Regions from separate parts of the Mus musculus genome. Here region 1 is linked to region 2. The links are chromatin contacts, found by Hi-C or POLR2A ChIA-PET in ENCODE. All regions are on one chromosome and are shown on one strand. The core of a region is the stretch at or near the end of the contact, and the rest is flanking DNA. Distances in the headings are between cores, read along the strand shown. Region 1 overlaps Rxra (retinoid X receptor alpha). Region 2 holds the start of Rxra (retinoid X receptor alpha).

Region 1 (4,511 bases), core at 1,528-4,027, 43 kb after region 2:
TACACGTGTGCGCACACATATACACACTCACACACACAGTGGACTAAAAAGGCTGGGTCTGGGCAGATCTTGGCCCAGAGGACTATTAGTACATCCCAGGGTCATCTCAGTGATGGGCCCAGCTTAGAACTAGGGTTGAGCCAGACTGGGGGCAGGTGATGCTTGGATGCCCAGGGTGGGCCCTGGGGGTGGGACACCATCCTGGGTCTGTGAGGCCAGCAAGCTTCAGAGTGGTTAAGGGCAGTCAGGGTCCCCGTGGTATAAGAGTATGTGTCAGATGTCTGTGTTCAGCAAAATAAAACAAGCTCCAGCTACCCTGAGACTGTCATAGAAGCCAGAGGAAAACAGACCTGCCATGTGCCCTCGTCCCCCAGCCCCAGGGCAGAGCTACTTGGTGACTTTGGCTCTGCCTGTGGACAGTGGCTTGCCTGGTATGTTCAGGGTAGAACACTAGAGGAACTCAGTGTGGTTTCTGTCCGTGGTGGGAGCTTCAATGGGAGGTAGCCCTTACCAGTATTGAGTGCAGAGTAAGAAGGGGTCCCAGGCCCCAAATGGGTGCCCTCTGATTTGGGGGATCCTGTACCTACATAGCTACCCATCCAATGACCCTGCCTTGTGTGGGCTTCTAGGAGGCTAATGTGTTTTGTATCCCCTTCATTCATCCTCTGGGAGCAGGGCCTGCCAATGCCCCTGGCTTAGCCCTGTTGTGTCTCTGCTGTCCAGAGGTGGTTATACTTCCTCTGCCTGGGCCCCTTCCACAGCTGCCTGTCCCTCCCTTTGTCCTTCTTCCACACCCAATAGTACCTCTCCCTCTTCCTGTATACCTCTACTCCCTCTCCCACTCCTCCTACAAATCTGTACCCCTCCCTCATCCCCTTCCTCCCTCCCTCCCTCCTTCTCACCCCCTCTGATCCCCTTGCCTTTTGTGCTCTGGTGGCCTCGGGCTCCTGACTAGCCAGCAGAATGACCTGGGCAGGTTGCAATTTACTTCGGAGTCTCTTCATCCTTCCTGCAAAAAGAAGTCAGACTTGCTGAAGGTTTGAGAGAGCTGGAGGTCCCAGTTGTCAGCTGCTGTGTGTGGTGCTTACTGGATAATCAGGGAGTGTGGGCAATAGTCTTTTTTGGTTACTATCTACCGGTAGAAGGTGGGGGTTGGGCATGCCCACCTGTGGATACCAGGAGTTGGGGTTCTTCCTGACTCCTTGTAGCTGAGTCTAGTGAGGAGTCTGGGCTCTGAAAAGCTAGTGTGGTGTGGCCCAGGTGAGCCACAGGGCTGGGAAGGAAGCATCATTTACTTGGCTGGGCAGCTGGCCAAGTGGGCAGGCCAGGAGGAGGGCTGGGCAGCCCTGTCATCCAGCCTTCCTTTGTCCTGGCCCCATGCCCTCTGTGCAGGCATGCTCTCTGCTGCTATGACTGACTCTTACCTAGGCTGGCCTCAAGGCTGCCACAGGGCTGCAGAGACTCTAGATAGTTGCTAAGCCTCTGGAGGAGGCTCAGATGTTAGGACTTTTAGGGGGACAGAACTCCAGCTTCCTTGCTTCAGAGATAGGTAACCAGGGTGAGCCTTGACTTCATTGGACCTTACCTTCTGCTTCAGGGAACTTTGGCCAGTTTCGAGGGCGACTATGTTGAACCGGCTAAGCTGGATGCTGTCTCCACATCTCACCACACAGTCCCCCAGGTGGAGGGTGACACTAGTTCTGTCATCCCTCCTGATAAGTGGTACTTATCAGAGTGGGTGGTACTAGGGTAGCATATGTCTGGTGCACGGTTGTAGCTAGAGGTGGAACCAGAGGGGTGTCCTGGGTGAAGTGAGTGTGGATGGGCTTCTAGGTGTTGAGTAAGCCTGGGGCTGATTGGTGCTCAGGAGCCTGGTGGGAGGAACTGCCCTGGTGCCTGTGAGATGCACACACCTCTCCCACACAGCTTGACATTCTCACAGTAAGGCTGCCAGAGGCTCCTCCAAGTCCTCCATCAGCCCTCACAGCAGCCCCTTCCCCACACTGGCGTTAGGATTCTTCTTTGCAGTGGGTTTTTAGTCCCGTTGAGACTGGGAGGGAAGCTGCCGAAGTTCAAGATGTAACTTCATTCTTGTTTTCTTTCTTGTATGAATGGGTCCAGTTATAGGTCCTTGCAGCGCGGTTGGCAGTGGGCTGCCAGAACCAATGCCATGATGACTGCTCTCTGAATACATGATTCTGGGTTATGGTTGCTGCAGTGTGTTTGCTGGAGTTCCCTGGAGGTGACAGGTCACACCCTTGGGCAGGATATTCCTGTGTCCACTGATGAAGTCCTCTACAGTGGGTGCCACCAGATCTAGAACTAGGATCAGGATCTCAGCTGCTGAAACTGAACAGCAAGTCTTTGTGACCTGGGCAACACACTGTTGGATTTTAGAGAGTGAGGGGACTTCAGAACTCCATCCACGTCTGACTCTCCACCTTTGCCCTCTATGTTGCCCTTGGTTGGACTGTCCTGCCCTCCCAGATGGAGCAAGGCAGAGGCTATCAGTAAAGTATCAGGGTGTTTCACAGATGTGTTGAACTTTGTCAGATTCTCCAGTGAAGAGCCTTCCTGTACGGGAGAAGGGTCTGGTGCTGATTTGAGTTGAGTTGGAGGTGGCACTGGCCACCCAGGCTGGCGGAAGCCCTGGCGTGCAGCTTGGCATTGGTGCAGGCTAGGCCTATGTAAGCTGCTACCCTCGGGAGAGGTGGCTGCACGGGCCAGGGCGGGGCTGAGGGCGGGGAGCAGGCTTTCAATGACTTTGATGGGATTAGAAGCAAACCCAGCAGGAATCCTGGTTCAGGGCCAGGCCGGGGAGGAGAGCTGGTGAGGCCCTTTCAGGAGCGCCTGGCCATCCAACGGAGTACTGAGGACTTGTCATCTCAGGGATAGTGGTGCATGCTTTCCAATGAACCCAGCATCTGGAAGCCCAGACAGCTGTGGTGTGTTATGTGCAGGGCCCTACTCCTGGATTCTCCACTTACACTTCCTGTGTTCAGAAGTGGAACAGGGAGAAGTGGCCTAGGCCTGTGGCCCCGTGGGTTTTAGGGACATGAATGTTTGCCACCTTAGTAAGAGCTAAACTCCAGTGTGCCCAGAAAACAGGCCTTGGCCCCCATTTCCAAATTCCTGTGGGTCACAAGAACCACGGCAATAGCCCTTACCATTAAGTTGGTCTTCAGATGGTAGGTCACCAAGCTCAGTGGACCTGGCCACAGAGAGGGGGCGTTGGCTCTATGCAACATTTGATAAGTAGGAGTCCACAAGCCACAGGCTCCAAGATGCCATCTTACACCCTGCCTCCAGAGTCCTCCCAGCCTGGCTGTGGCCTTTTGCTTAGAGGGATCCTGGCTGTGATTTTGTTGTTTCCTCAAGTCAGATTATCCTGCTCTCTGCCCACGTCCTGGCCAGAGAGAGGCCCTGCTTTATGTCCAGGTGAGGACAGAGTCTCTCATTTGTCCTCATGTGTCTTTTCTGCATCTGTCCACTGGCTAGCAGATGCAACTCAGCCAGGTCACCTGCCTGCTGGCTTAGTTCTGTGACTTCCATCCAGATCCCTCAGCCCAGCCTGAGGGCCCTTCCACCTTGGCCACACCTCTGCACAGCAGGACTGATGTCATGTTGTCCCCTGTTGGGCCTGCTTGTCTTTGCTTGGTTGTGTCCCATCTCACTTCTTCCCTTTGATTTCTCCTTCAGATTGCACCCTATGCTCCTTCATAGGATTGGATGAGAGTAGCCCCCACACCTCAGGAGTCTGTTCCATGTCCTGGATATTCCCAGGGTTGCAGAATCCTGAGCCCACCTTAATTGTACCTATAACTCTGGGCAAAAGTCTAGTCATCTTAGCATGATGTTGGAAGATAAATGGGACTGTGAGCAGTGACCAGTGTGAGAGGAAGCAGGCTGCTCAGTGGGTTCTCAGGCCAGGGCTGAGGTACTTTGAGGTACTGTGAGAGGGTGTGCTTCACTCTGCCATCTGTGGGGTCTATGACTGGGCCCTGGGATGGGAGCAGCCCCCACCGGTCTGAGCCAGTGTCTGGTTCTGGGTTACAGATGCTACTTGTACAGCTAGGGTTCACTGTGTCCCTAGCCTCCCTTATTCCTGGGAGACATACAGGACATCTTGGTTTCTCAGTCTCAGTGGAAGGACACCAGGCCCTGGCTGGTCAAAAGTGGAACTCTTGCTGGGCCTTCCCTCCCTGTGGCCTATGCTAGACTGCACGCCAGCCTTGCCCTACTGTGGGAAGCAATATGAGCTTCCTCAGTCTCAAAACTTGCTGGACTCTCACAGCGGGAGGGCCGGCATCTCCCTTGATCTAGGTTGGAGGTTCCCTAGGCCTACAGGCATGCAGAGCAGACTCCATCACCTCAGGGCCATGTCCTCTGGGCACTGGAAGGTCTGTGGTTCTCATAGGCTGTTCAGCTTCAGAGTCAGGACTACGGCTCTCTTGGTCTGTCCATGGGCATGTAGTGTCGTGCTGTGCGTAGTTGTCTGTTGTGTTTTCCCC
Region 2 (4,585 bases), core at 408-2,907:
ATCTGGGGGTTTTCTCCCTGGCCAGTGGGTCCAATGGAGCTGTGCTACCTGATGCAGGCACTACCAGAAGCACCCCAAGTTGTGTGCCACACTAAGGGAACTCCCAGGTGATGACCTGGGAAAGGAGGCCTGGTTTGTAGTGCAACCCAAGGCATTAGCAACCCCATTTTGTTTCCCAGCCCACATAGGAGGACCAGACATGGCCTTTCTCTAAGACAGGTCTATAGCTTTTCTGGTAGGCTGCTAAAAGACATCTTTAAGATAGAGTCCCACAACTATTGCTTTTTTTGTTGTTTTTGTTTTTTGTTTTTTTTCTGAGACAGGGTTTCTCTGTATAGCCCTGGCTGTCCTGGAACTCACTTTGTAGACCAGCTGACCTCAAACTCAGAAATCCGCCTGCCTCTGCCTCCCGAGTGCTGATATTAAAGGCGTGTGCCACCAAGTTCGGCCAACTATTGCTTTTTACAGAGAAAAAGTGCAGTCCTGGAGGACGGTGGTAGTGGGCCCACGCAGAGCTTTCTTTTTTGTCTTGAGGGGAGGTGTTCTCTTTGGGCAGCACCTACTCTGTGCAGCCTGTGGACTTTGGTAAACCCCTCTGCCAGGGCCTCCACGCTGGATTTTGGTCTGGCAGGCACCAGCTGGGAGTGGAGGGAGGCGGGACTGCCGGTTGCCTGGCTTGGCGCAGGGGGAACTCTGCGCTTAGGGAGGCTGGCTTGGCTCCGCTCAGGTAGCTCACACCCAAATCCGAATTCCAGCTGCCCAAGTCGGCGGGCGGGTTGCGGAGGAGGCCCAGGCTCTCCCTGGGTAGGAGTGCTTCCTTTCGTTTTTAAACAAACAAATCATGAATTTAAGTCAGGGCAGAGAGCTAACCAAGGTATAAAAATAGCCTGGGGCCACGGGTGATGTCCGAAGCCGGCAGTAGCGCCCTTCAAGCCCCGCGCCTCTGAGGAGGGTGAGAGCCGTCGTGTTAACGTGGGTACCCCGAGCAGCACCCCAGCCCCCCTCTGCCTGTCTGGCCTGCGGTCAGACACCAGGGTCCTTTTTGGGCCTCTCGCGTGTTAGGTGAAGGGGACTGGGACGTCCAAAGGGCAGCATCTCCCTGCCCAGCTGCTTGCCTCTGGCTCACGGCCCTTCACCGGCCTCAGTTTCCCCATGTGTCCACCGGGATGCGCAGGGCCTCGGCTCTTCTGCAGGGAGCCTTGCAGGACCAGGGTCCTCGCGCGGCCACGGCCGGCCTCTTTGTGTGTCCGCGCAGACAATGGCCCGGCCGCGGGGCTCTCCTCCCGGCCCGGCTCTCCTCCTCCTCCTCCACCACCACCGCGGGCCGCCGGGTTTTTGGGCAGCCGGGAAGGGAAGGCTGCTTTACCCCACCGCCCCGCCCTCCTCCCACGCCGCCGCCCCACGGCTCCTGGGAACCCTTGGCAGATGCAAACTTGCAAGTTTGCAGGGCGCTCACAACTCGGGGCCGGGCTGCGAGCGCGGGGTGGCCGTGGTGGTGGCGGCGGCGGCGGCAGCGGCGGGCGGGGCGCGCACCGGTTGCGGGCGGGGCGAGTGGCGGCGACGGCGCTGCGCCGAGTCCGCGCCCGTCGCGGGCCCCCCGCCGCTCCCCCCCCACCCCCCCGCCCCGCTGCAGGCCGGGCCGGAGCGGGTCGCGGGCGCGCGGCGGAGGCGCGGGCGGCGGGTGCGCGCGCGGGGCGCGCGCAGGCACAAGTAGTTTACATTGTTGGGCGACTTTTGCAACAACTCGCCGCGCCGCGGCCTCCGCGCGCCGCCGCCGCCGCTGCCGCCGCCGGCTCCCCGCCGCCCGGGCCCCGGGCGGGCCGCGCCGGGGGCCGCCGCGCTGCCGCCCTGCTGCTCCGCCGCCGGCTGGGCATGAGTTAGTCGCAGACATGGACACCAAACATTTCCTGCCGCTCGGTGAGTGCTGGCCGCGGCGGCGCGGGCGAGGGAGGGGGCCGGGGCTGGCGGGGCGGGGGCGCGTGCGCAGCGCGCGCTGGGGGTCCGGCCGGGCCCATTGGCCCCGAGCCGTGGCGGTACCGAGAGTTAGCGCGCCGGGCCCGGGGAGGCGAGTGGGCACAGGGCAACTTTTCCCGGGCCCAGGCGCGCGGCGGGAGAGGGCGAGGACGCCGGGCCTCTGACTTGCCGAGGAGCGGGAGTGGGCGGCGGGCTGGCGCGAGCGCAGGTTCGCTCGGGACGTGGAGAGGGACCCTCACGCTGCGCCTCGCGCTTCCGCGGACCCCCGGGGCGCCCAGCTCTAGCTATCCGGGAACCGAGCCACGCCGGAGGAGCAACTTCTGAGCTCGCTGGAGGGCTCCGGGCCTCCCTGGCATTGGGATGGGGACGACGCGCTGGGCTCCGGGAGGCCACTGCTCTTCCCGGCTCGTCGGGCTGTGGCTTGGAGAAGGCCGCTGGCCCCTGGCTGTCTCTTTGCCCAGGATAGAGTCTGCGATCTTGCCGTTCCCCGACAGCAGACCAAACCTAGGTGGGCACGGTCACTCTGGGTCTCTGATTAAACCCAGGACTGGGGCCCCACACTCTGGCACCCCTAGTTTTCAGTATTTAGGGGAGACAACCCATCGGCAGAAGGATCATTTTCTTGTCCTGCAACCCTCCCGCCAGCAGCACCCAGCCCCAAACAGCCTGCCAACTCCCGGAGTAGAACCAAGCAGGGTCAGAGCCCCCCACTCATTACTCTCCCTGGGGTTTGGGAGCCAGAGGGAAGCAGGGTAGGGAGACTTATAAATGAGCTCCGGGAAAGATATTAATTTGGTGGTGAGGACAGCAGCCAGGCTGTCAGGCTGGTGAAGAATTTGTGCTGATTGGAAATCAGGACAGCAGATTATGGACGAAGCTCCACGATGATCATTGCCTCTTTGCCTCCCACCCCCTATGAGGTTTGGGATGCATTTTGGCTACCCTGAGGGGTGATCAGAACCCAGCATGGTTGCCAGGACTTTTGGTGATTTGGGGAGGTGGTACCTCCTTAACCTCCAGCCTTCTCACAAACAGGTCTGCTGCAAAGTGACTGGGGTTGTGTTACAAGTGTGTCACAGCTTCAGACTCTCCATCCTTATGAGTAGTGATAGAGACAGTGGGAGCACACCTGAGCTTGGGGGTCTAGCTCCCCGGCTATAAACTCCTGTCCCTGTTGCAGTTGAGAAACTGACTGGGGAAGGCTTCACTTCGAGGCTACAAATGGTGGATTTGGCATTGTAACCCCCTGCCAAAGTCAGCCGACAAGAAAGCTTTGTTACTGTGGCTTGTTGCTGTGGGGCCTGGGGTGGGGTGGGGGTGGGAGGCTCCTGAGACATCTCTTTCTCCTTCATTCAAGCCTTGATGTGCACACAGAGTTGGGTCCTTCAGACAGGAATGCTTTGCTCAGTCTCTGGCCTGGGACACGGCCAGGGCCTGGCACTACTTTGGCTAGGTCTTGAGATGGGAACACCACCCCAGGAGAGACAGAGCCCGTTCTCAAAGTTGACACATACAGAACTGGCAATGACATTGCAGGCGGCTGGACTGGAGTCTCCATGAAGAGGAGTTATGTCTCAGAGCTGCTGTGTTGGCTTCACAGAGTGGTGGCTCTCAGGACCAGCTTTGGCCTCCCAGGCAGCCTGTGCCCCAGGGCTGAGGGCTGAGTCCTGGGCTCTGATTACGTTTTATTTTTTACTAAGCTTGTGACCAGCTCTGAAGTCCAGTGCAGTTGAAGATCCATTTAAGCGGCTACTTGCCTAAGCCCTTTTGTCAACACAGCCTAATCCCTCCTGGGGGCTGAGTGTCAGAGGATCTGGCTCGTCCAGGGTCCCCACTGACAGCTTGGGTCTGACTTGAAGTGTCTAGGAAAGTTTGGCCATCCCTTTTTCACTCCCTTGCCCCTTTTGGGGTCCGGGACCCAGGGCTCTTTCCAGTGTGCACTGTGTGTGTTTGGTGGTCCAGGCAGCCTCCAAGCTTCTGCCAACTGAGCTGATCTGCACAGGACAGATCTAGGAAGAAAGAAGGGAGGTTGGGGAATTTGCCCCAGGCAGCCCCTGTTTCCTGGCTCTGCTGTCCAGGGCTGGTCTTCCTCCATGCCAGTTGGGGAGTTGGGGTAAGGGCTGGCCTCAGCCTAGATGGTGGGACTGGAAGGCTGAGCCTGCAGAGTCCAAAGGTCTCAAGCCTGCACTGCCCCTCTCAGCTGTTAGTGGCCCATTTGCTTGTGAGAGTAACAGGTTTCCAGAAGCCAGGCTCTAGACCTCCAGCCACCCTCTTGTGTGGTACTTGGGGACCTGGTGAGCTTGGGGCCTGCCTGAGGGGGCTTTTAGTAACATCAGAGCCCTTGTGACCCAAAATAGAGCACATTCCGGGAGTCCCGAAATAACAGAGTCACATGACTCTCAGGAGGCTGGGCTTGGAGTCCAGCTTGGGCCTGACTAGGCAGTTCATGTTTAGGCCCCTGGCTGTCTACTGATTTGGGCATTTCTTTTGGGAAACGCTGGAGGAGACTTCGTTGTTGACTGAGGAAGTATTAGGGAGAGAAAAAGTGACTCCCTGATGGTGGTCTGACTGTGGTGGTGGACTTGTCTGGCAGTATTCTTCTTTGGGCTGG

What was found. Hi-C counts contacts between places; a loop is a spot of excess contacts on that map. ChIA-PET counts read pairs that join two places held with the same protein, here RNA polymerase II (POLR2A).
Region 1: a loop to region 2 is called in a map of gastrocnemius, with 6 times the contacts of the local background. The contact joins the enhancer-like site here to the promoter of Rxra in region 2. A Hi-C loop is called at or near these places in 7 of 37 maps with a recorded cell type or tissue (T-helper 2 cell, adrenal gland, gastrocnemius and 2 more). POLR2A ChIA-PET finds 5 or more read pairs at or near these places in 1 of 5 experiments (Patski).

The regions. Positions count from the first base shown.
Region 1 is chr2:27,717,044-27,721,554 of GRCm38, forward strand. All of the region lies in intron 1 of Rxra (retinoid X receptor alpha), which reads left to right. Among named protein-coding and RNA genes, the nearest start is that of Rxra, 42 kb to the left of the region's middle. Within about 2 kb of position 2,778, at least 2 of the 3 ENCODE cell types and tissues checked have a DNase peak (open chromatin) inside an H3K27ac peak, as active enhancers do; they include gastrocnemius and heart, where a contact is called at or near this core.
Region 2 is chr2:27,675,544-27,680,128 of GRCm38, forward strand. It overlaps Rxra (retinoid X receptor alpha), which reads left to right and starts at 1,658. Exons shown (of 10, transcript NM_011305.3): 1 at 1,658-1,917. The coding sequence starts at 1,890.